Regions from separate parts of the Homo sapiens genome. Here region 2 is linked to region 1. Evidence: read pairs that join two places in POLR2A ChIA-PET (ENCODE). Cell type or tissue: HepG2. All regions are shown on one strand. Links, peaks and the distances in the headings refer to the core of each region. The heading gives the core; the rest is flanking DNA.

The links. ChIA-PET counts read pairs that join two places held together with the same protein. Peaks named below come from ENCODE experiments on the same cell type or tissue, not always from the same donor. Only the 100,000 strongest peaks of a DNase experiment are listed, where the experiment ranks them.
Region 2: POLR2A ChIA-PET joins it to region 1 with 12 read pairs; 7 of 35 experiments call an interaction of 5 or more read pairs at or near these places.

What each region holds. Positions count from the first base shown.
Region 1 is chr11:46,548,569-46,564,169 of GRCh38, forward strand. All of the region lies in intron 1 of AMBRA1 (autophagy and beclin 1 regulator 1), which reads right to left. Among named protein-coding and RNA genes, the nearest start is that of AMBRA1, 38 kb to the right of the region's middle. In HepG2, for the core only: no CTCF peak of the experiment used is centred there; DNase peaks (open chromatin) are centred at 5,453, 5,933 and 9,263; H3K4me3 peaks cover 530 bases.
Region 2 is chr11:46,709,974-46,725,574 of GRCh38, forward strand. It overlaps F2 (coagulation factor II, thrombin), which reads left to right and starts at 9,240. Exons shown (of 14, transcript NM_000506.5): 1 at 9,240-9,341; 2 at 9,729-9,889; 3 at 10,550-10,574; 4 at 10,817-10,867; 5 at 13,207-13,312; 6 at 13,409-13,545. The coding sequence starts at 9,263. In HepG2, for the core only: no CTCF peak of the experiment used is centred there; DNase peaks (open chromatin) are centred at 8,428 and 9,178; H3K4me3 peaks cover 2,011 bases.

The sequences.
Region 1 (15,601 bases), core at 2,570-10,569:
TCTAGCTCAAAAGGGAAATTATACTTTTCCTATTTAATGACACTTTCTCAGAAAAGACCCTTCCTCCCAGAATTTTTCTTCCAAAAATATTTCATACTCTCATATTCTCCATAGCTCAACCTTGTAGCTAAAGAAAGGATCAGGCCAAGCACAGTGGCTCACGCCTGTAATCCCCGAACTTTGGGAAGCCAAGGAGATTGGATTGCTTGAGGTCAGGAGTTTGAGACAGCCTGGCCAACATGGTGAAACCCCGTCTCTACTAAAATACAAAAATTAGCCGGGTGTGGTGGCAGGCACCTGTAATCCCAGCTACTCATCAGACTGAAGCAGGAGAATTGCTTGAACCCAGGACGCAGAAGTTGCAGAGAGCTGAGATAGTGCCATTGCACTCCAGTGCCTGGGCGACAGAGCAAGACTCCATCTCAAAAAAAAAAAGATTATTTAGGAGTACCTTTCTCACTCATTTTCTCTTTCTCTTCTCCACTAAAGATCCAGGGTAGAGGACAGAGAAGGAAAGGGAAGGAAAAAAAAAAATCAGGCTCCTTTTCTCATCTACCACAAGACTTACAAGGAGAAAACTTCATCAGAAATTAAAATTCTACTAAAATGGCAACTAGCAGCACAATACACACAAGTGTAATGATTAAAGAACAAATTGTGGTCTATACAATGGACTATGTAAGCCTGATAAAATGGTATTTCAAAAGAATATCTACATATATACAGTGTTATCCACTGTGACATTGTTTCTTTAGCTCCACTATGAATGTTTTAAAAAATATAGGAAAGTTGAAAGAATGGTACAATAAACATACACTATTCTCCACCTAGACTCAAGAATTGTCAATATTTTGCCAAATTTGCCTCATCTATCTCCATGGATAGAGATATGGTTACATTGAGGTTGGTGTTTTTTTTGTATAATTTTGGAATTATTTCAGTAGGTATCAAGACACTTTAACCCTGCATATTTAATTCATTATGCAACTCCTAGGAAGAAGGATGTTCTGCCTCATAACCACAATAACAATACTATACCAATTATCATCTAATACTTCAATTATCATTCGAATTTTCCCCATTGTCCAAAAAATTTCATTTATGGTTGACTTAAAAAAAATCCAGACTCTAATCAAAACTCAAGCAACGACTTTGGACGTTTATGTCTCTTTAGTCTCCTTTATCCTAGAATGGCCTCCATGTTTTGTTTTGTTTATGTTTTCATTTATTTGTGACACTAGCTTTTCTTTCTTTTTTGGGGGGGGTGGGGGACAGAGTCTCACTCTGTGGCCCCAGTTGGAGTGCAACAGCGCAATCTCGGCTCACTGCAACCTCTGCCTCCTGGGTTCATGCAATTCTCCTGCCTCAGCCTCCGGAGTAGCTGGGATTACAGGCACCTGCCACCACACCCAGCTAATTTTTGTATTTTTAGTAAAGACCAGGTTTTGCCATGTTGGCCAGGCTGGTCTTGAACTCCTGACCTCAGGTGATCCACCCGCCTCAGCCTCCCAAAGTGCTGGGATTACAGGTGTGAGCTACTGCACCCAGCCGACACTAGCTTTTCTAAAAGATCAGGAGAGTTGACTTGTTAGAATGCCTTACATCCTAGACTCAACTGATTGTTTCCTCATAGTAGCATTTAGCTTGCCTCTCTATACCTTTATTTCCTGTAAACAGCAGGTTAGGTCTAAAACCTTCATTAGTTTAAATGTTTTTGGTGACAGTGCGTCACAGTTGATGTGCCTATATACCTCAAGGTGGAGTACATCAGGTGGCACATATTTTCAGACTGTACCATCATTAGTGATCATTTGTAGAAAGATGATTACTTGGTTGAGGTTGTTAAGAGCCAGACCTCTCTTTATAAAGGAATATCTCCCCCTTTACAATTAGCAATCTGTGGCAATTATTTGGCATCATGTAAATATCCTATTACTTCTCAACTTTTTACTTAATGGGTTAGCATTCATTGATGATTCTCTCTTGTACTTTTTTAATGGGGGGAGATGCTGAAAATATTCATTTTCTAATTCTATCATTATTTCTACATGTATTAGCTGGCTTTCTTGTACAAATAATAAATTTCCCTTAAAAATTGGTGCAGAGTAGTTACTACTTCTGTCTTATTGCTTACAATAGCAAAAACTGAGGATAACCAAGTGTCCATCTAAAGGGTACTGGATGACTAATCTATGGCAAGGAAGATTCTCTGGCTACTGATAAGAACAGATGTCCAGGCCAGGCGCAGTGGCTCACGCCTGTAATCCCAGCACTTTGGGAGGCCGAGACGGGCGGATCGCGAGGTCAGGAGATCGAGACCATCCTGGCTAACACAGTGAAACCGCGTCTCTACTAAAAATACAAAAAAAAAAAAAAAAAATAGCCAGACGTGGTGGCAGGAGACTGTAGTCCCAGCTACTCAGGAGGCTGAGGCAGGAGAATGGCATGAACCCGAGAGGCAGAGCTTGCAGTGAGCCAAGATCGCGCCACTGCACTCCAGCCTGGGCGACGGAGTGAGACTCCGCCTCAAAAAAAAAAAAAAAAAAAGAATAGATGTCCAAAATATATTGTCGAGAGAAAAAAAGCAAGGTACAAAACAATATATCGAGTAAAGCTACCTTTGAATAAGAAGAAAAACTAATGGTAACACGCTGGGGACTGGAGGGACTAGATAAATGGAAACAAAAATGGATTAATACCTGTCAGTGTTTTTGAAATGGAATTTTAGTTAGTTTGTGGGGACTTTATTTTTATTTTTTAAAGAAACAGGGTATCACTCTATCACCCAGGCTGGAGTGCGATGGTGCAATCATGGCTCACTGCAGCCTCAAAGTGCTGGGCTCAAGCAATCCTCCTGCCTCAGCCTCCAGAGTAGCTAACTTTTAAAATTATTTTAAAGATGGGGTCTCGCTATGTTGCCCAGGCTGGTGCAAACCACTGCACTAGGTGCTGAAATTTTAGTTTTTGAAAAAGGTAAATCTGTTATCTTTATCAAAAATTTTCTTTAAAATATTAAACGACACCAGGCGCGATGGCTCACGCCTGTAATCCCAGAACTTTGGGAGGCCAAGGTGGGCGGATCACCTGAGGTCAGGAGTTTGAGACCAGCCTGGCCAACATGGCAAAACCTACTCTACTAAAAATACAAAATTTACTCTACTAAAAAGACAAAAATTAGGCCAGGTGCAGTGGCTCATGCCTGTAATCTCAGCACTTTGGGAGGCCAAGGCAGACGGATCACCTGAGGTCAGGAGTTCGAGACCAGCCTGGTCAACATGGTGAAACCCCATCTCTACTAAAAATACAAAAATTAGCCAGGCGTGGTGGCAGGCACCAGTAATCCCAGCTACTTGGGAGGCTGAGGCTGGAGAATCGCTTGAACCCAGGAGGCGGAGGTTGTAGTGAGCCAAGATCGCACCACTGCACTCCGGCCTGGGTGACAGAGTGAAACTCCATCTCCAAAAAAAAATTAACCAATTAATTAATCAAAAAAATAAATTAAATTAAATATTAAATGAGGCCAGGCATGGTGGCTCACGCCTATAATCCCAGCACTTTGGAAGGCCGAGGCAGGCAGATCACTTGAGGTCAGGAATTCGGTATTAGCCTGGCCAACATGGCGAAACCCCATCTCTACTGAAAATACAAAAATTAGCCGGGCGTGGTGGTGCACACCTGTAATCCCAGCTACTTGGGAGGCTGAGGCACGAGAATTGCTTGAACCCAGGAGGCTGAGGCTGTAGTGAGCCAAGATGGCACCACTGCACTCCAGCTTGAGTGACAGAGTGAGACTCCATCTCAAAAAAAAAAAAAAAAAAAAAAAAAAAAAAAAAAAAAGGCCAGGCACGGTAGCTCACACCTGTAATCCCAGCACTTTGGGAGGCTGAGGTGGGTGGTAACAAGTTCAAGAGATCGAGACCATCCTGGCCAACATGGTGAAACCCCGTCTCTACTAAAAATACAAAAGTTAGCTAGGCGTGATGGTACGCGCCTGTAATCCCAGCTACTCAGGGGGCTGAGGCGGGAGAATCACTTGAACCCGGGAGGCGGAGGTTGCAGTGAGCCGTGCCATTGCACTCCAGCCTGGGCAACAGAGCGAGATTCTGTCTCAAAAAAAAAAAAAAAAAATTAAATTATGCGGTAAGTACATGTTAAGTGAAAAAAGAACACAAAATTCTATATGCAGTATTAATCCCAACTTTGTTTAAAAAATATTAGGAGAAAAAGGATACAAAAGAAATACAATAAATACTAACCATGGTTGTCTCTCAGTAGTGGCATTATTGGTGATTTAATAATTTTAATAGGCAAGTTTCTATTTTTTTTTCACTTTTTAATTTTAAAAATTATTATTACCAGAAGCCCAAACCTCATCACTCACTTTTTTTCTTTTTTGAGACAGAGTCTCGCTCCGTCACCCAGGCTGCAGTGCAGTGGGGCGATCTCGGCTCACTGCAACCTCTGCCTCCTGGGTTCAGGTAATTCTGTTTCAGCCTCCCGAGTAGCTGGGACTACAGGCGCCTGCCACCACACCCGGCTAATTTTTGTATTTTTAGTAGAGATAGGGTTTCACCATATTGGTCAGGCTGGTCTCGAACTCCTGACCTCAGGTGATCCACCCGCCTCAGCCTCCCAAAGTGCTGGGATTACAAGCGTGAGCCACCACGCCCGGCCACCATTCACTTTTTTAAAAAGTAATAACTATTTATTGTAAAAAGCCAAACAATAATTGGCTCTTTACATTTCACAAAAGGCTGCAATCTAAAGAGTACACAACCAGATGTATCCAAATACAGACAGAAAAAAACATTAACAGCCTGTGTTGAAGGAGTTCTCTCACTGGAGTACTAAGATGTAAAAGTCAGAAAGATTTCACAGCAAGAAAACACCAAGTTTGGCCAGGTGCAGTGGCTCACACCTGTAATCCCAGCACTTTGGGAGGCCAAGGCGGGCAGATCACAAGGTCAGAAGTTCGAGACCAGCCTGGCCAACATAGTGAAACCCTGTCTCTACTAAAAATACAAAAATTAGCCAGGCGTGGTAGCTCATGCCTGTAGTCCCAGCTACTTGGGAAGCTAAGTTGGGAGAATCGCTTGGACCTGGAAGGTGGAACTTTCAGTGAGCTGAGACCGTGCCATTGTACTTCAGCCTGGGTGACAGAGTGAGACTCCATCTCAAAAAAAAAACACAAAAACAAAAACAAAAAAACTCACCAAGTTCCTAGTCCTACACAGCACAGAGTTACCTAAGGAGTGACAAAGAAACAAATTCTAGCCTGTATCCTCATGATACAGCTCTCATCACTTATTAGTGCATAAATATGTACTGAAAATATCAACATTTTCAGGCCAACTTCCTGAATAGGCTAAGGATGAACTAACTGGAAGGAAATCATCTCCTTAGTAACCCTGACAACTCATAGATTAGGATCAGAAATCTAGACCTGAACCCAGGGTAGCCCTTCGGTCAAACTGCCACATAAGTGATTAATTACTAACCAGGAAAGTGCCAAAAATACAGTTCCTATTAGTTTACCTTAACCCTCTACTGCAATTCTTTTACCCAATATAAAAAAGTTCAGAAGAAACATCTTGAGAGTCCTTTGTCTTAACAGTGCAATATAAAGGCACTTTCAAAGAAATACACTTAAACCATTTATAATCTTACAAGGTGTGGTGGAAACAGCAGCAGTCCAATTCCTAAAAATAAAAAATAAAAAAAACCGACCTTCCGACCTCCTGTTACTCAAGAGGAACAATAAAATACAGGTCACAAGTACTGTATGACTCAGAAAACTGTGATGCAACCTCAGATTCCTACAGGATTCAGAAAGGGGAAAGAGTAGCTACAAATATCAATACCAAGAAAAAAATCAAAGGATCAGGATTACCAAACAACATTTCTATCAATTTCCAGGGACCTAAACACACTAACAGCTCAAACAAGAGAAAGCTTTACTGATGGGAAGAAGTCAGAGGGAGTAAAACAATTACACAATCTCTCTTTCATCTGAAGAAAAATATTTGCTGTTGCTTTAAAAGGATAAGGGACTTCTCTCCTGATATGCTCTTACCAGCCACCTGAGAAGAGATTTTACTCTGTTCCCTGTAAAGAACAAAGGGAGCTAAGTCAAACTGAAGTCACACAGGGCTGCTGATGAGGAGAAAATGCCAGTCAATTGTGTTTTTCATTCCTCTTTTAAAAAGGAAGAAGAAACAAGTTTCCCAATCTGTCCCTTAAAGTAAAGCAGACTGAGACAAAGGTTACCAACAATAGTCTTTGTGATACCGTCACACAGTCCCCAAAATCAATTCTCAATCACCAAAAGCTTATCCAAGTAGAAGCAAAAGACATGGCTAGGATATGTACATAAGACAAATGCCGGTCAGGCATGGTGGGAGGCCAAGGTGGGAAGGTTGCTTGAGTCCAGGAGGTCAAGACTACAGTGAGCCATGATTGCACCGCTGCACTCTTCAGCCCAGGTAATAGAGTGAGACCCTGTCTTAAAAAAACAAACAAACAAACAAAAAGACAAATGCCAAGATTCCATCCCATTTCCACACACACATACTCCCACTCCCAATAACATGACTGAGTACTCTCCAAAGGTGAGAAGGCAATCACCTTTCCAGATTTTCTCTATTTAATTCTAAGAGACAATTATATTTAACAACTACTCATAAAAACCATCTAGAGAGTATGCCACAACCCAGTGGGAATTAGAAGTTAGATTTAGAGGTTCCTTGTGCAATCTGATTATCTTATGCCAGGAATTTTACTCCACCTTCTAGCTATACGACTTTGGGGATACTTAACCTCTTTGAGGCTTCGTTTCCTCCTCTGTAAAACATGATCACAATGTCTGCTTCATAGGGTTGTTATGAGACTCCAAATAAGAAAACAGCTGTGGAAATATGAATCTTGTTTCTGTTGTTTTTATTACTATTGAATCCTCTCTGAGGTTCACTATGGTTTCCCTCACCAAACAATAGGGCCAACTGAAACCCCAGAGACACCACAATTCCCAAGAGTAGCAGATTTCTAAGAATTATGTCAAAGGCTGTTACCAGAAAACAAAGTAAAAAGTGCTCAGGGAGAAAATAAAGTATGTTTATGTGGCAAAAATAATTCATTGTGATTTGGGCTCCCTCTACATAGTTTAGTAAAGTGAATTAAAAACCAGAACCAACAATTTATAGCTGTATCTAAAACCTGACTAATAATTCATACCCCAAATCTTCCCCTTCCTATTGCATTTAGGAGTGTGATTCAGAAACCTATAGACCTGCAAGAAGCTGTTAAAATGGAGTCCAATCTCCTTATTTATTTGAGTAACTGCATCTCTCTTCCACTTCACTATGCCCATGTGGGCAAAGTCTAAGAGTCAAACCAACCATGTAATACTGACATATATTCCATAACTTGATTTAACCCAAGGATATAATTATTTTTTAAAAAATCCTTTAAATACTAATTCTAAGACCACTTGCATAAGTAAAGTTCACCCAAATGGAAAATTAACTACAAAATTTCAGGCTTTTAATTAGAAGCCTAAAACTGCCCCAGTACTCTTTGGAAACTCCATATGGATGGAAATACACAGGGTTTTCTACGACTGGCAGCTTTGTTTTTATTAATAGGACTTTCCTACGGCCATTTCAGGATACTTCAAGTAACATCATATAGAACCAAAGTTCAAACTGTAAGCACCACAAGCCAGCACCCACACCTGACTCCATACAGCTCTTGTGTGACTCTTACACTAGACTGAATTTACAGGGGTACAGAGAATGTGGGGAAAAACATCATAAATTTAGAACAGTAAACAACACATTCCCGAAGGCAAACACACCTAGAAGCAGAAAAACTCCAACTATTCCCTGAATTGTGTATCTATTGTGTGCAAAAGATATCCAAGGATATGGCAAAGTGCTAACTGGTTAACTCTAGATGGAGAAGTCATGAGTGATATTTATTTTATTGTTATTATCCATAACATCCAAATTACAGTCAATATGTATAGTCATATATATGGGCCCCGCAGTCAGAATGGTTGATTGAATTCCAGCTCCATCCTTTTCCTGGTATATGATGGTATCTTGATTTCTAGGAATAGTTACTTAACCTGACTGTACCTTAGTTTCCTCATCCATAAAATGTGACTATTGATAGTATGTATATCACAGGGCTACCACAAGGATCAAAATATTTACCATATGAAAAATGCTTATAGTAGAATAATAGCTTCATTCTGTAATGAAGAATTAGTATGAAAATGGTAATAAGGGCTGGTTGCGGTGGCTCATGCCTGTAATCCCAGCACCTTGGGAGGCTGAGGCGGGTGGATCACCTGAGGTCAGGAGTTCAAGACCAGCCTGACCAACATGGAGAAACCCTGTCTCTATTAAAAATACAAAATTAGCCAGGCATGGTGGTGCATGCCTGCAATCCCAGCTACTTAGGAGGCTGAGGCAGGAGAATCCCTTGAACCCGGGAGGTGGAAGTTGTGGTGAGCAGAGATCGTGCCATTGTACTCCAGCCTGGGCAACAAGAGCGAAACTCCATCTCAAAAAAAAAAAAAAATTAGCCAGGCATGGTGACATGTGCCTGTAGTCCCAGCTACTCAGGAGGCTGAGGCAGGAGAATCACTTAAACCTGGGACACAGAGGTTGCAGTGAGCCGAGATCACGCCACTGCACTCCAGCCTGGGGGAGAGAGTGAGACTCCATCTCAAAAAAAAAAAAAAAAAGAAAGAAAGAAAATGGTAATAAGAACACACAATATTTAATTTCTAAAAATAAAAAGTTTAGGCCACAAAGCCCTGTAAACAGTCAGACAAATTAAATTTAAAACAAATTCTTCTAGGCAAAATGAGACCGTCCACTGTAGAGGTCTCCAAACCATTTCATATAAAAGATCTTACCACTGTCACCTTTTTAAAAACAAAAAATAAAACCAGCCAGGCACAGTGGCTCACACCTGTAATCCCTGCCCTGGGAGGTTGAGGTGGGAGGATTGTTTGAGTCCAGGAATTCAAGATCAGCCTGGTCAACATAGTGAGACCCCTGTCTCTACAAAAATTGTTTAAAATTAGCTAGGCATGGTGGCATGTGCCTGTGGTTCCAGCTACTCGGAAGGCTGAGGTGGGAGGATAGCCTGAGCCCAGGAGGTCGAGGCTGCAGTGAGCCCTGATCATGCCACCACACTCCAGCCTGGGTGACAGAGCAAGGCCCTGACTCAAAAAACAAACAAACATAGCCCGGCATGGTGATGCATGCCTGTACTAACAGCTACTGGAGAGGCCGAGGCAAGAGAATCACTTGAACCCAGGAGGTGGGGGTTGCAGTAAGCCCAGCTTGTGCCACTACACTCCAGCCTGGGCGACTGAGCAAGACTCAGAGAGGACCTGCATGATAAGATACCATGTGGAGAGAGAGAAGCCACGTGGAAGACTATCAAGATACCAAGCAAATGAGTGAAACCTTCTTAGACCTTCTAACCTAGCCCAACCACCAGCTGAAAGCAGACGCACAAAGCACAACTGATGTTACACAGGGGAGAAGGACCATCCAGACAAGTCCTGCCCAAATTCCTAACCTGAGTAATTATGAGACAAAATAAATCTTTATTGTTTTAAGCCACCAATTTTGTGGTGGTTTTTGTACATCAATAGATAACTAAAACACTACTAACCTAATATCACCGGGCGCAGTCGCTCACACCTGTAATCCCAGCACTTTGGGAGGCCGAGGCAGGCAGATCACGAGGTCAGGAGTGCGAGACCAGCCTGATCAAAACAGTGAAACCCCAGCTCTACTAAAAATACCAAAATTAGCTGGGCATGGTGGCACATGCCTGTAATCCCAGCTACTCAGGAGGCTGAGGTAGGAGAATCGCTTGAACCCGGGAGGTGGAGGTTGCAATGAGCTGAGATCCCACTACTGCAATCCAGCCTGGGCGACACAGCCAGACTCCCTCTCAAAAAAAAAAAAAAAAAAAAAAAAAACCACTACCTACCTAGTATCTACTAATATCTAGCTGACAAATATCAAGAATTTTCTACAGAAAACCCACTATCTGCTCAATACTCTAACAAGAAGTTTTTCTGAAAATATGGAAATTAATAAATTTAGGTAACCAAAGATATCTCAAAATAAATTTATTTTATCACACTGGTGATCCTTTCTTAGGACTCGTTCTTCCTAAGTAGATTATAAACTCTGTGAGGGCAAAAAACATGTCTGTCATAGTCCCAGTACCTAGCACAATGTCTAGCGTAGAAGAGCATGAGTATGTGTATTTACTTATATTCAGAGTTGTGAAAAGATCCCAAATGAACCCAAAACTATCATAAACAGCAACATCTAGAGTTTTAAAAAGTGTGGTGGTTATGAGTTCAAAGTCATAAATTCAATTTCTACAAGTCAAATACCTTAAAAAGAAAAACCTAAGCCGGGTGCAGTGGCTCACTCCTGTAATCCAGCACTTTGGGAGGCTGAGTCGGGTGGATCACCTGAGGTCAGGAGTTCGAGACCAGCCTGGCCAACATGGTGAAACCCCGTCTCTACTAAAAATGCAAAAATTAGATGGGCGTGGTGGCACGCCCCTGTAATCCCAGCTACTCGGGAGACTGAGGTGGGAGAATTGCTTGAACTCGGGAGGCAGAGGTTGCAGTGAGCCGAGATCACGCCACTGTACTCCGCCTGGATGACAGAGTGAGACCCTGTCTCAAAAAAAAAAAGAAAGAAAAGAAAAGTAAAGACAAGGCTTTGCACCATTACCAACCTAATTTCAGCCAGTCATTTCATTACGCACATGTCATTGATCACGAGAGGGCCAGGCAAGAGAGTAAGCAAAGGACTAATCCATCACTACCTCAACTATAAGTAGGGAAGAAGAAAGAAAAATAACCTCAAAAATGGCAGTAAAATTTTTTTAATCCTCCTATTTGAAACACAGAATATTAAGAACAAAGTACAGAGACAGTGGATATTCTGATAGCAGAGATGAGAATATGGGATATTACACCTTTCGAGCTTGAGAATACTAAATACAAAACCTTCATCCTAATTTACTCCCTAAGAAAGCTGATCCTGCAATCTGGGGATATAGGAGTATCAGTCAAGTTTATAACAAGAATCAGTGATTTAATAAATAAAGATAAGACTAAGAGGTAAGAAGCTTTAATAACTGATTTTTATCGCTGGCTTGTTATATAATCTTGGACAAATCATATCCTCGCTGAATTTCAAGTTTTCCTCCAATATGTAAACTGAAAGTAATAATACCTTCCTTCTATCTTAAAGGAATAAAATCCTTGGAGAATCTTAGGGGAAATGGGTTATAAAATTTCAAGACAAGATTATTACTTTTCAAAGTAAAACTCAAGATAGAACAATAACCAGAGTATGTGATAAACAGAAGTTCACACAAAGAAGTCTCGCACCTACAGTTCTAAGAGAAAGATTGCAAAGGAAACTACAGTGATTATAAAAAGCCACAGATTACATTATCTCTAATTAACCACCTGACAAATTGAAAACAAATAATTCAACAGAACTAAGATCAATCAATTAAAATTATACACAGTCCCTTTCTTTATAAGAAGCCAAAATCCCAGAAATAAACTGTCAACAGACAGAACCTGCACCTCTACTGCACACAGGCAGCAGCATTAGTTTTTTATATATAAACTCAAAATAAGACCGACCTCTGTATAGGATATATCACAAATGGGCTAACAATTTTACAAAATGTTTTGAAGATACAAAACTGAGTAAATTCTAATTACTGTAACTATAATAAGGGGGGAGAAGTGAAGCACCAGCTTTCCTGCTACAGATTTTGCTTACTAGAGCTTTCTAAAGTAACTCACAATGATGCTGCCTAATGTCTGAAACACGGGAAAGCTTGTGCTCAAAACAAAGTGTGATCAAAACCGGAAATAGAAAGCAATAAGACCCAAATTTGAGACTGACAATTTTCCTTACTCCCACTTACCTCAGAAGGATGAAGAAAAAAGAAACGGAAGTTTTATCTGCAAATTATTCTGGAGAAAACAGTGTGCTGAGAACACAAGAACTCCTAAAAACGGAAGGAAGAACAAGGAGGAAAGCACTAAACCAAGAAGAAACTGAAGCTCAATTTTTTGGTTTCAAGCTATCAAAAGAATCAAGAAGACCAAGAAGGCTACTCTTAAATGTACAGAAATGGCAAAAGATTTCCTATTAGCAAGCAACAAAAAAAGAGTAGCTTCTGATGGAAGAAATTTCAGAGGCAAAACAGCTTAACCCCAGAAACGGAAACTGAAACCAGCTGCCTCAAACAGACCTAATGACTTTGGCAACAATATACCTTTCATCCACCAACAATATCAGGAGGCTGGAGTAGGGCCGATTTCAAATCATAAAGGATCACATCTTTCTATTCTCTGCATAGTCTTTGAGAAAGAATCCAACTCCTTCCTGGGAGCACCACATTGCCCCCAATTCTTCCTGGAAACCCCTGGAGCTACAGCAAGAATATTGTTGGGCCAGGCGCAGTAGCTCACACCTGTAATCCCAGCACTTTAAGAGGCCAAGGCAGGTGGATCACCTGAGGTCAGGAGTTCGAGACTAGCCTGGCCAACACGGTGAAACCCTGTCTCTACTAAAAATACAAAAATTAGCTGGGCGTGGTGTCACGCGCCTGTAATCCCAGCTACTCGGAAGGCTGAGGCAGGAGAATCGCTTGAACCTAGGAGGTGGAAGTTGCAGTGAGCCGAGATCATGCCATTGCACTCCAGCCTAGGTAACAAAGTGAGACTCCATCTCAAAAAAAAAAGGAAAGAATATTGTCAGAAAAAAAAAAAAGCTTTGAGAACATTAACCCAGGAATCTTCACAAGTCCTAGGACAGATGTGATTACTCATCAGACAAATAAGAAAAACAAAACCTGGAAGAGGTTAAGAAATTCATCTAGATTCACAGATGAGTCTGGAGCCAAAGCAGGATTTGAATTCAGGCTTTTCCTTCAGATAGTACCAGAGCTACACTCCCAGTCCTTGCTTGGCTTAGTAGATACTGTGTTCAGTGTTTTCCAATCTTATAGTCAGCCCAGGTCAGGTTCTTGGCTGACTAAAATAGGGAAAGAAAAAATTTCCCTCGAGGCTTCAAGAAAAGAAGTCAAATTATTAAACACAGAGTTCTTATGCTAAAAGGCCGACATGCCACCCTACCATGCCAATCACATTTCTTAGCCAATCAAAAGAAGGCATTAGATTTAAGAACCTAGTTATTTAAATCTGAGTAGAAGCTGGATTCCATTTCCCCAACTTTCCAAATAAAGAACACTTAAAGATGGGGAAGGATGTAAAAGCACTGATAAATAACCAACAAGCATTGATTAAGCAGGTATTATGTTGGCACTGTTCTAGGCACTGAGGATACTATAGTAAAGAAGAACATTCTTGCCCCCCAAAAGCTTATGTGATTTTTATATAATTAAATATTAACAATACTTTCAAGTACTGAAAAAGGCTAGAAAGAAAATATGGCAGGTGAAAGAAAACAACACACCCTTTTACCTGGGGTGGCCAGAGAAAGCCTCTCTGAGATGACATTTGAGTTAAGACTGGCATCTTGAAATAGAAACCTTGAGAAAAGAGGCAGGTGAAAAAAATATTTCAAGGAGGATGAGGAGTACCAAGTACTAAGGTCCCTAACAGGTAAGCTTAGCGCATGTGAAGGCCGGAAATAAGGCCAACATGGCTGGAGCACCACTAACAAGGAAGAGAATAAAGACAGGTTGGTACTAGCAGACCATGATAAAATTTGGATTTTATTAAGTGTAATGGGTTACTATTAGAGGATTTTAGCTAAGGAAATGACAAGATGATGGGAATTTGGGCCAGGGTTATAGCAATATAAGAGATGAATAGTCATACTCAGAATATATTTTGGAGAAACAGCTAAGGGAATTACAGATGCATTGTATTTGAGGTGTGAGAGAGAAATGAAGAGTGATTCCTAAGTTTTGGGCCTAAGTCCCAAGTGGATAGTGGAGACACTTATTGAGAAGGGTTCTACTATATGTGTTATGTTTGCGGGTGGGGGAGCAGATTAAAGGGATAAATCAATAGTTTAGGATCACTTTCTATTTTTCTATGAATATGAGCCTGAGAAAATATGAATTCAAGAGAAACTTAAATTTTTCCTATAAATTAATAGTATAATAAATATAATGCAACATTGGTTCTTTTTTTTTTTTTTGAGAAGGAGTTTCACTCTTGTTGCCCACGCTGGAGTGCAATGGCATGATCTCGACTCACTGCAATCTCCGCCTCCCAGGTTCAAGCGATTCTTCTACCTCAGCCTCCTGAGTAGCTGGGATTACAGGCACATGCCACCACACCTAATTTTTTATATTTTTAGTGGAAACAGGGTTTCACCATGTTAGCCAAGCTGGTCTCAAACTCCTGACCTCAGGTGATCTGCCTGCCTTGCCATCCCAATGTGCTGAAACTACCGTGCCTGGCCTGCTTCCTATTCTTAAATAATTATACATAACATTTGAGAGTCAAGCAAGGTAGATCACACCTGTAACCCAGCTAACTCAGGAGGCTAATGGAGGAGAACTGCTTGAGGCCAGGAGTTCAAGACCAGCCTGCAACATAGAGAACATAGACCTCATCTCTTTTTTTTGTTTGTTTTTGTCAACCAGGCTGAAGTGTAGTGGCAGGATCTCAACTGAACTGCAGACTTGACTTCCCAGGAGTAAGTGATCTTCCCATCTCGGCCTCCCCAGAAGCTGGGACTACAGGTGTATATAACTACGCCCCAGTAATTTTCTTTATTTTTTGTAGAGACAAGGTTTCACTATGTGCCCAGGCTGTTCTCAAACTCCTGGGCTCAAGGAATCCTCCCACCTCAGCCTCCCAAAGTGCTGGGATTACAGGCATGAGCCACACGGCACCCTGATGAGAAACCTCATTTCTTTAAAAGAAACCATCAGCCAGGTGCAGTGGCTCATGCCTGTAATTCCAGAACTTTAGGAAACAGAGGCGGCCAGATCACTTGAAGTCAGGAGTTTGAGACCAGCCTGGCCAATGTAGTGAAACCCCGTCTCTACTAAAAATATGAAAATTAGCTGGGTATAGTGGTGCACACCTGTAATCCCAGCAACTCGGGAGGCCGAGACAGGAGAATTCACTTGAACCTAGGAGACGGTAGTTGCAGTGAGCCAAGATCACACCACTGTACTCCAGGCTAGTCTGGCAACAAAGCGAGACTGTCTCAAAAAAAAAAAAAAAAAAAAGGCCAGGCGTGGTGGCTCACATCTGTAATCTCAGCACTTTGGGAGGCTGGGGTGTGTGGATCACCTGAAGTCAGGAGTTTGAGACCAGCCTGACCAACATGGAGAAACCCCGTCTCTACTAAAAATACAAAATTAGCCAGGCATGGTGGCGCATGCCTGTAATCCCAACTACTTGGGAGGCTGAGGCAGGAGAATCGCTTCAACCCAGGAGGCAGAGGTTGCAGTGAGCCGAGATGGCGCCATTGCACTCCACTCTGGGCAACAAGAGCAAAACTCCGTCTCAAAAAAAAAAAAAAAAAAAACGTAA
Region 2 (15,601 bases), core at 5,391-13,390, 160 kb after region 1:
GCTATTGGGAGAGTTGAAGTTTATGGAAGTTACTGGCAAGCTGAGGGAGAGCCGGAGGAAGCCAGATGGGATTGCCTTGAGGGGCGGGAGGCAAGAGAGATGGAAAAGATAGACTTGCTTGTTTTATGCCTCTACTGTCCTGCAAAATAGGAATTGTGGTCCCTGTCTTACAGATAAAGAAACTAAGGCAGAAGGTCATGGTGGCTCATGCCTATAATCCCAGCACTTTGGGAGGCTGAGGCAGGCGGATCACCTGAGGTCGGGAGTTCAAGACCAGCCTGACCAACATAGAGAAACCCTGTCTCTACTCAAAATACAAAAATTAGCCGGGCGTGGTGGCGCATGCCTGAAATCCCAGCTACTTGGAAGGCTGAGGCAGGAGAATCGCTTGAACCCGGGGGGCAGAGGTTGCGGCGAGGCAAGATCACGCCACTGCACTCCAGCCTGCGCCAAAAGAGCAAAATTCTGTCTCAAAAAAAAAAAAAAAGAAACTGAGGCTCAGAGAGGATGACAAGATCACACCATCAGTAAGAGGCAAAGCCAGGATTCTTCTTTTTTTTTTGAGACAGAATCTCACTCTGTCACCCAGCCTGAACTGCAGTGTTGCGGTCTCTGCTAACTCTACTCCGCTAACTTTACCTCCTCTTCCCGGGTTCAAGCGATTCTCCTGCTTCAGCCTCCCAAGTAGCTGGGATTAAAGGTGTGTGCCAACATGCCCGGCTAATTTTTGTAGTTTTAGTAGAGATGGAGTTTTGCCATATTGGCCAGGCTGGTCTCAAACCCCTGACCTCAAGTGATCCACCTGCCTCAGCCTCCCAAAGTGCTGGGATTACAGGCGTGAGCCACCGTGCCCGGCCAAAAGCCAGGATTCTAATGTGGGTGGTTTTCTGGCTTCCCAGCACTTGACCACGATGTCACCGGCAGCCCCGTGCCTCCTGGTTTGCCACTGACATTAACCCAGTTGCCTGCCCAATCTGAAAAACTTGGCAAAGCATAAACCTAAAATTGTCCAAGGGGCGGGAGGACAGCAGGAAATCGTGGTGATCTGTGAAGAGAAAGGCCACACTGTCCAAAGCCTGAGAAACAGCTGCTAAGATTAGTTTTGAGTCAGCCTACCCTGTGACTTGGAACCTGCTCAATTTCTTTTCCAGCTCCTGACTCAGGCAGGCCCACTTCAACTCAGGGGACTGCTCAGCAGTGTCTGCCTAGCGTTTTAGGCATCCTGGGGACACGCTCCTTGCTTGACATTGAACTGTGCAGGACGTGGGGATGCTCTGGGCTGTCCGGGAGGCCTGTTGACACCCCACAGCATCCCCAGGCCAACAGCTGAGATGCCCACACTCCCTTTCCACATTCCCCACACAGATTGGAGAATTTTTCCTCCATTAAAGCCGTCCCTGGTACATGGTACATGGAGCAGGGTCGGAGCAGGGTCAGGACAGAGCCAACGGATTGGAAGGCAGGTGATTTGGGAGTCTCTGCTCTGGCAACACGCATGGCTCAAGTGAGAATGGGTGTTACACAGCATCTCCCAAGATCCTCATGTTACAGTTACCCATGAGAAAACAGAGGCCACAACACAAGTCACTTGCCAGGGTCAGAAGACCAGTCAGTAGCAGAACCAGGACAGAATTCCGGCCTTCTGATTCCTAATTTAGTGCTCTTCCAGCTCAAATAAAAGGCAGACCATTCTTGGAAAGACTAATCACTGGAATATTTTTTTTCACTGAGAAAATATTTTCAGAATTTCAAGGCTACAGTGAGCTGTGATTTTACCACTGCATTCTAGCCTGGGCAGCACAACAAGACCCTGTCTGAAAAATATATATATATATATATATATATTTTATTTTTTTTTTCCTCTGATTTCAATATAATTTTCATTTTATTTATTTTTTGAGATGGATTTTTTGTTTGAGATGGAGTCTTGCTCTATCGCCCAGGCTAAAGTGCAGTGGCACTGCCTCAGTTCACTGCGACCTCTGCCTCCTGGGTTCAAGCAATTCTCCTGCCTCAGCCTCCTGAGTAGCTGAGATTACAGGTACCTGCCACCACGCCCGGCTAATTTTTGTATTTTTAGTAGAGACGAGGTTTTACCATGTTGACCAGCCTGGTCTCGAACTCCTGACCTCAGGTGATCCACCCACCTTGGCCTCCCAAAGTGCTGGGATTACAGGGGTGAGCCACCATGCCCAGACTGTTTTTTGTGTTCTTAGTAGACACAGGGTTTCACCATGGTTGGCCAGGCTGGTTTTGAACTTCTGTCCTCAAGTGATCCACTCACCTCAGCCTCCCAAAGTGTTAGGATTACAGGCATGAGCCACCATGCCTAGTCTATTTATTTATTTATTATTATTTTTGAGACCGCCTCACTCTGTCACCCAGGATGGAGTGCAGTGGCGTGATCTTGGCTCACTGCAACCTCTGCCTCCCGGGTTCAAGGGATTCTTGTGCCTCAGCCTCCCAAGTAGGTGTGACTACAGGCATGCACCACCATGCCCAGCTAATTTTTTGTATTTTAGTAGAGACGGGGTTTCACCATGTTGCCCAGGATGGTCTTGAACTCCTGAGCTCAGGTGATCTGCCCACCTTGGCCTCCCAAATTGCTGGGATTATAGGCGTGAGCCACTGCGCCTGACCACATATAATTTTTATTAATTATAATGTTGAAAGTCCCTTTATTCCACACCTCTCCTCTCATTCACTCCTGATAGGTCATTTTTAATGATTTGATGTATATACTGAATTTGGATGCTTCTTGCTACAGGGCAAAGACGCTAATAAGATTTTGCTGGAGCCTTTTCACAGATGCAAGTCAATCCAGGCAGTGTCTATAGCTGCTGAACCCAAAATCAGAAAGCGAGGGCTATCAAAGCTCTTCTGTCCTGATTTGCAACTTTAGTAGTGCAAGAAAAAAAATCTTAGAATAAAAAATGGGTACCGTTCAGAGACCTTTAGAGATTGCAAGGCATCACAGATGATAAAAAGCTCCATCTCTAGACGTGTTCAGGAGTGGGTTGGGGCTTTGACCTTGACTAGCTGCATCAACTTGGACAAGTCACTTCGCTTCCCTGTGCCTCAGTTTCCTCATCCATAAAATGGGGATAAGTATAGTACCTACCTCATAAGTCCTGCCTACCTGGCACATGGTGAGCAATTACTAAATTGTAGGCCTAGTCCCTATAATCCCAGCACTTTTGGAGAACAAGGTAGGGGAATCGCTTGAAGCCAGGAGTTCCAGACCAGCCTGGCCAACATAGTGAGACTGTGTTTCTATAAAATAAAAAAAAAAAATACCCAAGCTTGGTGGTGCAGGCCTGTAGTCCCGGCTACTTGGGAGTCTGAGTCAGGAGGATTGCTTGAGCCCAGGAGTTCAAGGTTGTAGTAAGCTATGATTGCACCACTGCACTCCAGCCTGGCGACAGAGCATGACCCTGTCTCTAAAAATATAAAATTAGGCCAGGCACAGTGGTTCATGCCTGTAATTCCAACATTTTGGGAGGCCAAGGCAGGTGGATCACTGTGAGCTCAGCAGTTCGAGACCAGCCTGGGCAACAAGGCAAAATCCTGTCTCTACTAAAATTACAAAAATTAGCCAGGAGAGGTGGTACACGCCTGTAATCCCAGTTACTGGGGAAGCTGAAGCAGGAGAATTGCTTGAACCCGGGAGGCGAAGGTTGCAGTGAGCCAAGATCGTGCCATTGCACTGCAGCCTAGGAGACAGAGCGAGACTCGATCTCAATAAATAAATAAATTAATTAATTAATAAAAAAATAAGTTGGGCATGGTGGCACCTGCCTGTAGTCCAAGCTACTCAGGAGGCTGAGGTGGGAGGATCACTTGAGCCAGGAGTTCTAGGCTGCAGTGAGCTATTATCACGCCACCATACTCCAGCCTGCTGTATGTACTCCAGCCTGGGCAACAGAGTGACACCCTGTCTCAAAGTAAAGTAAAATAAAAATTAAAAAACAAATTACTAAATTGTACTTAACAGTATTGTCATCAGTCTTCCTAAATAGGAGGACAGGCAAAATTAAGGGACTTAACATGTGCCCTCAGGTATAGTAGTTTGGGGCAGGCCAGCATCACCCGCACAGTAGTTCTGTACTGTAGGTGCGTGTTCTCTGGGTCAACTTTATGGCCCAGTGAGGCCGTACTCTACCAGAATGTCAGGGGACAAGGGTTGGGAGAGGCAAAAGTGCTGGTCTGAAGCAGGAGTCTGGGTTTCCATCCTAGCTCTACCACCAATTCTGTATGACCGTGCCCCCTCCATTTCCTCCATGACCACATAGAGACATGGGGCAGTTGGATGAAATCAATGATTCCCAGTCTTGGCTCTATCATGGAACCATTTGCTAACTTCTTTTTTTCTCTTATGGATCCCATATTTTTAAAGATTTTTACTAAATAGAAATTGACTTATACTTTTCCAAGCTGGAGTGTGGTGGCATGATTTCAGCTCACTGCAACCTCCGCCTCCCGGGTTCAAGTGATTCTCCTGCCTCAGCCTCCTGAGTAGCTGGGATTATAGGTGCTCACCAGGCCCGGCTAATTTTTTTGTATTTTTAGTAGAGACAGAATTTCACCATGTTGGCCAGGCTGATTTCAAACTCCTGACCTCAAGTGATCTGCTCACCTCAGCCTCCCAAAGTGCTGGGATTACAGGCGTGAGTCACTATGCCCAGCCGCTTACTCACATTTTCTAGTCAAAATAGAAAACTGCTTAAGTCACTGTCTGCAGAAGAGCAAAAAAAAAAAAAGAAATAAAAAATTGAAAACTGCTGATCAGATTGAGAAAAACATAAGATTATTCACCACCTAAAGAGAAAAAATTTCAGTCGAAAGGGAAAAAAATTCATTTTTGTCTTAATAAGGCAAATTCACAATTTTTGAGGTTTTAACAAAATATATGCAGAAAGACAAGGCCACCCCGTAGAACGTGCACACAGCCCTAGGCTTGGAAATGGCTGGATTTAATAATATCTGGTCTTTCTTTGAGCCCTGAAATTCTCTAACACTATGTCTTGGAACATAATTTTACTGTTTTCAGTGGTTATAGAGATTTGCTTTACAATTTAGCATTGGTCTTTACCCATGATTTTGTTTGACGCCAACTTGTTGGGCAGGAATGCACCCCCTGCCCCCCGCTTTGTTATGGCCTTGCTCCTATAGGGCAAGAATATCTGCTTTAAGGCCGGGTGTGGTGGCTCAGGCCTGTAATCCCAGCACTTTGAGGGGCCAAGGCGGGCAGATCACCTGAGGTCAGGAGTTTGAGACCAGCCTGGCCAGTATGGTGAAATCCTGTCTCTACTAAAAATAACAAAAATTAGCTGGGTGTGGTGGCACACACCTGTAATCCCAGCTATTTGGGAGGCCGAAACAAGAGAACCACTTGAACCCAGGAGGCGGAGGTTGCGGTGAGCCGAGATTATGCCACTGCACTCCAGCCTGGGAAACAGAGCAAGATTCCGTCTCACACACAAAAAATATATATATGTCTGCTTTAAGTATGCAGGCCGTGTTTGTGCTGAACGGCAGGAATGCCAAACTTGGCTGCATGGTACCAACTAGGGACCTCAGAGTTCCAAGGAGAACAAACAGTTGGTTCCTGGAGGCTGGGGGCTTGTATCAGACCCTGAAGACTAAGCATGTGCTGGGTCCATTGTTGTCCTGCACCCATGGTAGTGCACTAAACACCTAACCTATATTTAAGTGTTTTTGTTTGTCCAAAAAATGTCTTTTTTTTTTGGGAGTCAAGAGTCTTGCTCTGTTGCCCAGGCTGGAGTGCAGTGACACGATCTCAGCTCACTGCAGCCTCCGCCTCCCGGGTTCAAGCTATTCTCCTGTCTCAGCCTCCCAAATAGCTGAGACTATAGGCACGCACATCCATGCCCAGCTAATTTTTTTATTTTTAGTAGAGACGAGGTGTCTCCATGGTGGCCAGGTTGGTCTTGAACTCCTGTCCTCAAGTGATCCACCTGCCTCGGCCTCCCAAAGTGGTGGGATTGCAGGCATGAGACACCGCGCCCGGCCTGCCTTGTCCCTTCTTAAAATGAGTTGTCCATTTGTAAGCTGCTGATTTCTTTGGGACATTGTCTCCGTAAACTTTTCATAAAGCATCAGTGATTTCACCATTCTTCCACCCAAGCTTCACCGTAAATTTGTTGTTTGTTCTTGCTTCAATTTCAGCAGAATTCATTTAGCTCTGATAAGGGCTCGCTTCAAACTGATGTCTTATCCTTCTTAGTGCCTCAAACTACATCCTGTTCACTCATGTTATAGCAAGTTAGTGTGAGTTTATTTTGGTGCACAAAAATTTTTTTAAATCCATGCAGTCTTTTTTCATAATACGCATTTTCCATGAACTTTTCGAAGACCCCTTGTAGATGTCTGTTGTTTAAACCACCCAGTTTACAGTAATTTTTTTTTTTTTTTGAGATGAAGTCTTGCTCTGTCGCCCAGGCTGGAGTGCATTGGCACACTCTCGGCTCACTGCAACCTCTGCCTCCTGGGTTCAAGCAATTTTTCTGTCTCAGTCTCCCGAGTAGCTGGGATTACAGGTGTGTGCCACCATGCCTAGCTAATTTATGTGTTTTTAGTAGAGACGGGGTTTCACTATGTTGGCCAGGCTGGTCTCGAACTCCTCACCTTGTGATCGGCCCGCCTCGGCCTCCCAAAGTATTGGGATTACAGGCGTGAGCCACTGCACCTGGCCTACAGTAATTTTATAGCAGCCCAGGCTAAGATAGCCATTTCTGGGTATAAGAATGTCATATACTGAACAGGCCTGCAACTGTGAGTAAAAGTCTGCAAAGAGGCCGGGCAGTGGCTCATACCTGTAATCCCAGCACTTTGGGGGGCCGAGGCAGGTGGATCACCTGAGGTCAGCAGTTCGAGACCAGCCTGACCAACATGGTGAAACCCCATCTCTACTAAAAATACAAAATTAGCTGGGCGTGGTAGTGCATGCTTGTAATCCCTAGCATGCACTTGGGAGCTACTTGGGAGGCTGAGGCAGGAGAATCACTTGTACTCAGGAGGCCGAGGTTGCAGTGAGCTGAGATCACGCCACTGCACTCCTTTCTGGGTGACAGAGTGAGACTCCATCTCAAAAAAACAAAACAAAACAAAACAAAAACAAACAAAAAAACCCAACAGGTAGGTAGCAGTGGTTCACGCCTGTAATCCCCACTTTGGGAGGCTAAAGTGGGCAGATCACCTGAGGTCAGGAGTTCACGTCCAGCCTGGGCAACATGGTGAAACTCTGTCTCTACAAAAATACAAAAATTAGCCAGGCATGATGGCGGGTGCCTGTAGTTCCAGCTATTCGGGAGGCTGAGGCAGGAGAATCGCTTGAACCTAGGAGGTAGAGGTTGCAGTGAGCCGAGTTCACGCTATTGCACTCCAGCCTCCATCTCAAAAACAAAACAACAAAAACCCAAAATATATATTATAATTTTATTTTATTTATTCAATTTTATTTTATTTTATTTTATTTTTCTAGGAACAGGTCTCATTCAGGCCAGGCATGGTGGCTCACGCCTGTAATCCCAGCACTTGGGAGGCCGAGGTGGAGGTGGGCGGATCACCTGAGGTCAGGAGTTCGAGACCATCCTGGTCAATGTGGCGAAACCCCATCTCTACTAAAAATACAAAAATTAGCCAGGTGTGGTGGCACACGCCTGTAATTCCAGCTACTTGGGATACTGAGTCAGGAGAATCACTTGAACAGGGAGATGGAAATTGCAGTGAGCCGAGATTGTTCCACTGCACTCCAGCCTGGGTGACAGGGCGAGACTCCGTCTCAAAAAAAAAAAAAAAAAAGAAAGAAAGAAAGAAAGAAAGAAACAGGATCTTACTCTGTTACCCAGGCTGGAGTACAGTGGTGCAATCATAGCTCACTGCAGCCTGGAACTCCTGGGCTCAAGTGATCCTCCTGCCTCAGCCTCCTCAGTAGCTCAGACTGCAGGCATGCACCACCATTCCCAGCTAATTTTTAATTTTTTTTTGGTAGAGATGAGGGTCTTGCTATGTTGCCCAGGCTGGTCTCAAACTCCTGGCCTCAAGCGATCCTGCCATGTCGGCCTCCCAAAGTGTTGGGATTACAAGTGTGAGCCACTATGCCTGGCCTAAAAATATATATATGAAAATATATAAGAAATGGGCCTCCCAGGAATTAAGGTGTTTGCGGGAGTCCTGGTCCCCAGTTTTTCTGCCAACACTCCCTGTTCCCACACATGACCTGGTCCAGACCCCAAACAGCCAGGCCCAAAGGACAGGTGAGGCGAGGCGAGAACTTGTGCCTCCCCGTGTTCCTGCTCTTTGTCCCTCTGTCCTACTTAGACTAATATTTGCCTTGGGTACTGCAAACAGGAAATGGGGGAGGGACAGGAGTAGGGCGGAGGGTAGGGTAGGACCAGAAGCCTCTCTAGGCCTGCCATGGGGCAGGCAGCCAGGGAGAAGGAGGGCCCCTCAGTGGAGACCCAGGGATTTCAGTAGCCCCTGTTCCGGGACAGGCGCAGGTCCTGGGAGGTGACAGAAGATAGACTAAAGGCCCAAGAGTCCCTGGACCTGACTCCTCCCAGGCAGCTGCCACACACAAACACACCTCCAGGCACCCTGGACAGGAAGGAGGAGAAATGGGCCCCTCCTCCAGTGGCTGAGAAGCTGGGGCAAATGTTGGCTGTTCCTATCCCTGGTGCATCCCATGGCGAGGGGCAACTTCCATCAGGCCACACCTTTTATCTTTGTCTCTATTTTTGATATCTGTGTATTATGATTATACAAACCCCCACATTGGCCTATATGTGCAGATCTGATTAAGAACTTACGATATTCCATGGACATTCCATTCCTAATCTCCTTTAGTCCTCACAACAAAGTATTATTCCCATTGTATAGATGAGGAAACTGAGGCACACAGAGATGACAAGCAACCACCGCTATATGTTAGGATTCGAAGGAGCTCCAGGAAAGTCTCATAGCCCCACTGGCCAGAATGGGCTAAATCTCAGAGGGGGAGGGTGGGAGATGGGGGTGACAGTGACCTTTTTTGTGACTCCTCCTAGACCATCCATCCCTGCTCCCAGGAGGACCTGTCCTCCCAGATGGTGGAGATGGACAGGAGGACTATCTACCCACCCGTCCCCACGGCCCTGACCCTCTGACCTCACCCTCTCCGCTGATTTCTTCATGTTAGTTCAACATTAACCCAGAGGGGTCAGGACAGACAATTCCTCAGTGACCCAGGAGCTGACACACTATGGCGCACGTCCGAGGCTTGCAGCTGCCTGGCTGCCTGGCCCTGGCTGCCCTGTGTAGCCTTGTGCACAGCCAGCATGGTAAGGGAGTGCTTGCAGGCTGGAACAGGCTGGAGGACTGGGGTGTGGGCCCATGGGCTGGGGTCTCCTGGCTGGACAGAGCACACAGAGCTGGCCCCTAAGTAGGTCTCAGCCCCAGGCGGCCAGCTTAGGGAAGAAGTCAGGAGCTCAGGGCTGGAAAGAGAATGGCTGCTTCTCTCTTCCAATATAGGGAGCAGGCTGGGGGCAAGGGGCAGTGTAGGAGGGGCACAGGGGGCCACATTTAGCAGCCTTCCAGGCACTTCCACCAGCCCAGACAGCCTCTCTCAGAAGCCAGCAGGGGAGGGTGGGCTTGCTTCATGCCCCCAGAATGGCCAAGACTGCCTGTTCCTGAGGCCGCTGTCCCATGACCCCCCCACCGCCTTACAGTGTTCCTGGCTCCTCAGCAAGCACGGTCGCTGCTCCAGCGGGTCCGGCGAGCCAACACCTTCTTGGAGGAGGTGCGCAAGGGCAACCTGGAGCGAGAGTGCGTGGAGGAGACGTGCAGCTACGAGGAGGCCTTCGAGGCTCTGGAGTCCTCCACGGCTACGGTGAGCCTGGGCTGCTCGGACGGTGCCGGGGCCTCAGACCGGGCCCAACTCTAGACACTTCCACAGAGAAGCAAGCGAGGAACGCCACAGCCCCTTCGCTGCTCACAGCCTCATTTCAACTCTGAGCCCCTCCTCACAGGGCTGGCAAGAGGAGCGGCCTCAGCCTTTCCTGGGGGTCTCTGTGCCTGGACTGTGTCCCTGTGCAGCTCCATGACATGGGGAGGCCTCCACAGTCTTCAGACATCCACCTGCCCTGGAGCTCTGTGTCCACATGGCCTCCTCAGCGGCAGACTCCCACACCACCCTTGAGGGGTGGGACTCTGGGGAGGCCACCACAAGCCCCCGGGCTCAAGACTCAGTGTTCCTGGAGCTCTGTGTCGCCTTTCCTGTCTGTAGGGCTCTGCCAGGGTCCCACTGCCCCCTCTCCTCCCATCTCCCCCAGCCTCTTTCAGTCTCGGTGTGTGTGTTGGAGGAACTCCCCTATCCTCAAATATTCTTCTCCTTTTGGAAACAAAAGTAGGAAACTCTGCCACAAACCTCCCCAGAGCCTGCCCCCTGCGTGACCAGGGTAAAGGAAAGTGTGAGGAGGAGACATAACATTTACTAAAACAACACAAAACAGGAGCTGCCGTAGCCTCACTCCCAGCCCTTGTTTTTCAGGATGTGTTCTGGGCCAAGTACACAGGTGAGCACCGGGAAGGATTTGCCCCAGGAAGGGAGGCCTGGGGACCCCAGTGAGAGAATTCTACCCAGAGAATCTTCTGCTGCACCTAGCCATCCACCCATCCACCCCTTCCCCACTCCTTCCTTGGTCCCTCCCATCTGTTCATCCATCTTTCTGTTTCTCACCAACATCCCATCCACCCTGACTCCAGCTCATCCTGGCCATACCCCAATCCCAAAGGTAAACACCTGGGTCTTTTCCAGCTTGTGAGACAGCGAGGACGCCTCGAGATAAGCTTGCTGCATGTCTGGAAGGTGAGCAACTGACACGGGTTTGGGGAGCAGGACATGGAGGGGAGCCTGGGAGAAGAGCTCAGGGGTGGGTTTGGAGTGTGGCTGGTGGAGGCCGAGGCAGTCCCCAGCATCTGACATTGCTCCCATTCCTGGGGTCAAGATGTCTCTTTGTACCTGGCTCTGTGTCTGGCATGCGAACGAATGAATGAATGAATGGACTAATGAATTAATGTTTTTTTTTTTGAGACAGAGTCTCGCTCTGTTGCCCAGGCTGGAGTGCAGTGGCACGATCTTGGCTCACTGTAAACTCCGCCTCCCGGGTTCAAGCAATTCTCTGCCTCAACCTCCCAAGTAGCTGGGATTACAGGTGCTCGCCACCACGCCTGGCTAATTTTTGTATTTTTAGTAGAGACGGGGTTTCACCATGTTGGCCAGGCTGGTCTTGAACTCCTGACCTCGTGATCCACCCACCTCGGCCTCAAAGTGCTGGGATTATAGAAGTGAGCCACCGCGCCTGGCCATGAATTCATGTTTAAGGCTTCATTCTCCTTTGCCTGACCCGAGTCTCTGCCCCCACCTAGTCAGAGCTTTGATGATGTCACATTCCCCTTCTAGCTTTAGGTGTCACTGAACCAAACAGGAACCCAAACCCCCAGCTGCTCTGACACCAAGGACTTCCCTAAGCATGCCAAGGTGTTTCTAGCACCTGGCCTTGCATATGTTGTCAATTTCCTCTGGAGCGACCATCACATCTACTGAACACTTTCCTATCCTTCAAGGACTGCTTCAAATGTCACCACTTTTGCTGAGACTTCAGGGAGCACCCTCCCTCCTGCACTGTGTTCTGAAGGCACCTTTAGCACGACAAAAATGGAACTCTTTGTTTATTTATAAGAGACAGGGTCTCCCTTTTTTGCCCAGGCTGATCTTGAACTCCTGGGCTCAGGCAATTCTCCCATCTCAGTCTCCCAAAGGAGTAGGATTATAAGTGTGAGCCACCATGCCTGGCTGCCATACTTTCATTTTTTTTTTTTTTTTTTTGAGGTGGAGTCTCACTCTGTCGCCTAGGCTGGAGTGCAGCAGCGCGATCTCGGCTCGCTGCAACCTCCGCCTAGCGGATTCAAGTGATTCTCCTGCCTTAGCCTCCTGAGTAGCTGGGATTACAGGCACACACTACCATGCCCAGCTAATTTTTTGTATTTTTTAGTAGAGACGGGGTTTCACCATGTTGGCCAGGCTGGTCACAAACTCCTGACCTCAGGTGATCCACCAGCCTCAGCCTCCCAGAGTGCTGGGATTACAGGTGTAATCCACTGCGCCCAGCCTCATTTGTTAAATTACGTACTCAACAGACATTTTACAAAGTTCCTGCTACGTGCCAGGCACTATATCAGGTGCTGGGGATTTTAAGAGAATCAAATACAGTCTCTGCCTTCAAGGAATTCAAAATCTCAAAAGAGAACAAAAATACAAAATATTAAAATGATTGCGGCCGGGTGTGGTGGCTCAAGCCTGTAATCCTAGCACTTTGGGAGCTGAGGTGGGCGCCCAGGCCAGGGGTTTGAGACCATCCTGGCCAACATAGTGAAACCCCCAACCTCTACTAAAAATACAAAAATTAGCTGGGGTGTGGTGGCACGCGCCTGTAATCCTAGCTACTAGGGAGGCTGATGGGGGAGAATTTCTTGAATCTGGGAGGCAGAGGTTGCAGTGAGCTGAGATCATGCCACTGCACTTCAGTCTCGGCAACAGAACAAGACTCATCTCAAAATACATAAATAAAAATAAATAATTCAATAAAGTGATTGCAAGAAAAGTTCTGTTCAAGGCACCAAGAGACCACAGGAAAATGAGTGTCTGGTTTGCCAGAAAAATGAGAGATGGCTTCCCAGGAGAGGCAGAGTTCTGCCTGGCCTGGTGGGATGCATGGATGAACAAACAAGTGGGCATTCCAGTCAGAAGAAACAATCCGTGGAAAGACCCAGAGGCATGAGAAGCTGAGCTAGCAGGGACAGGTAGACCAGGGCCAGTTGAAAAGGACCTTCATCACTTTTTCATCCTGCTGGCCAAGAGAAGCCACAGAATGGAAGCTCCATGAGGGCAGGGCTGTGACTGTCCTATTGGTTGATGTGTACTGAGCACCCGACAGTGCCTGTCATATGGTAGGCACTTAGCGAATATTTGGAGGCCACTGTTGAGTGAATGGGAGAACTGCTGGTTGCAGAGGAAGAGGGGCTGGGTGAATGCAGGTTCAGGATTGTGGACCTGCATGAGCTGGGAGGTGGGGGATAGACAACTTTGCAGGGAGAGAGGAAATAAGTCCCCAGGCTCCAAGGCTGACCGGGGTGGGGTCTCCGCAGGTAACTGTGCTGAGGGTCTGGGTACGAACTACCGAGGGCATGTGAACATCACCCGGTCAGGCATTGAGTGCCAGCTATGGAGGAGTCGCTACCCACATAAGCCTGAGTGAGTGAGGGGCCGGCCTTCCCACCATGGGCTGAGAACAGGGAGCAAGCGTACCTCAAGCCCAACAGCCTCCTGTTGGGCAATTTCCTGTTCCAGAATCAACTCCACTACCCATCCTGGGGCCGACCTACAGGAGAATTTCTGCCGCAACCCCGACAGCAGCACCACGGGACCCTGGTGCTACACTACAGACCCCACCGTGAGGAGGCAGGAATGCAGCATCCCTGTCTGTGGTAAGCTGGGGGCAGTGGGGCGGCCCATGGCCAAGGCCCGGGGGCTTCATGGGGCCTGGCAGCCTGGGATGGGAACCAAGAATACTGGCTACCCAGGCACAGTGGCTCATGCCCGTAATCCCAGCACTTTGGGAGGCTGAGGCAGGCAGATCACCTGAGGTCAGGGGTTTGAGACCAGCTGGGCCAACATGGCAAAACCCCGTCTCTACTAAAAATACAAAAATTGCCAGGCGTGGTGGTGGGCGCCTGTAATCCCAACTACTCTGGAGGCTGAGGCACGAGAATCGCTTGAACCCGGGAGGCGGAGTTTGCAGTGAGCTGAGATCCTGCCACTGTACTTCAGCCTGGGCGACAAGAGCAAAACTCTGTCTCAAAGAAAAAAAAAAGATGCTGGCCACCTTCAGAGCTGGCGTCAGTCATTCAGATCATATCTGTGCCTATTGCTCAGTAAAGTCAGGGAATCAGGGGATCTGAGTGGGGGGATCTGCCAGCCTCCTCCTCCCCCTCCCCACTCTTGACTTCCTTATGGTCCAGGCTGTGGCTCATTCCAAACATGCCTCCTTTCTGATCAAGGCACTCCTCCCTCCGGGAAGCCCTCCCTAGCCATTTCAGTCCACACACCCTGTTCTGAGTATCACAGAGCAAGCCTTGTGCAGTTTGGCCCTGCGGGATTCTGTCATTATTATTTCCTTGGTGTGTTAAGTAGCTATAGCCACCCCTTCCCTGAGGCAGACCACAATAAGCATTTCTTTTTCCCATGAGGGTTGGCAGGTGTGGCTGCACTCGCTAATGCGTCTGTAGGGTCAACTGACGGAGGTTGGCCCTGGCTGGGTGGCTCTGATTCAAATAATGGGTCCAGCTGAGTCTGGCTCCTCGTTGAGGGTTGGGCCTAGATCTGCTCCACGTGCGTTCATGCTGGGGCTGAGGCTGAAAGAAGGTACCTGGGAAAACTCTTCTTATGCTGATGACAGACACAGAAAACAATGAACAGAAAAGCGTCTTCTGTCCTGAAGGCCTGGCTCAGAACAGGCACAGTCAGCCCTGCCCACGTTCCATTGGCCAGAGCAAGTATATGTTCAAGGCCAGGGTCAAGAGGTAAACTACACCTCAGCCTGTAAAATCACAGAGCAAGGGATGTGGATGCAGGCAGGGGTAAAGAATTTGTGCCGATTACCAGTCCACAAACATGGGTTAGTGTTTGTTCTCTAGGCATCCCTGTCGGGCCCATTGCTCATTCCTGGGGTTGGTCTTTTTTTTTTTTCTTTCTAAGATGGAGTCTCACTCCCTTGCCCAGGCTGTTGGAGTGCAGTGGCCCTATCTCAGCTCACTGCAACCTCCGCCTCCTGGGTTCAAGCGATTCCCCTGCTTCAGCCTCCTGAGTAGCTAGGATTACAGGCGTGTGCCACCACTCCTGGCTAATTTTTTTTTATGTTAGTAGAGACGGGGTTTCACCATGTTGGCCAGGCTGATCTCAAACTCCTGACCTTGTGATCCTCCCGCCTCGGCCTCCCAAACTGCTGAGATTACAGGGGTGAGGCACTGCGCCCGGCCTTTTTTTTTTTTTTTTTTGAGATGGAGTCTCACTCTGTCACCCAGGCTGGAGTGCAGTGGCATAATCTTGGCTCACTGCAACCTCCACCTCCTGGGTTCAGGCGATTCTCTGCCTCAGCCTCTCATATAGCTGGGATTACAGGCACACGCCACCACGCCTGGCTAATTTTTGTATTTTTAGTAGAGACGGGGTTTCTTCATGTTGGCCTGGCTGATCTTGAACTCCTGACCTCCGGTGATCTGCCCAGCTCGGCCTCCCAAAGTTCTGGGATTACAGGTGTAAGCCACTGCGCCTGGCCCCTGGAATTGGTCTTATAGCAAGTTTATCCCAACAAAAACAGCTACTATTTACTCCCCAACCCCCATACACACGCACACACATTGATGATAAATAAGTTGCAGGCTTGCAGAAATTGACCCATCCAGGTGAACAGCCTAGTGATCCCAGCAAGCGTCCTGCTGTGCAGCTATAAAAACATGACTCCTCCAGCAGCTCCAGGCAGCC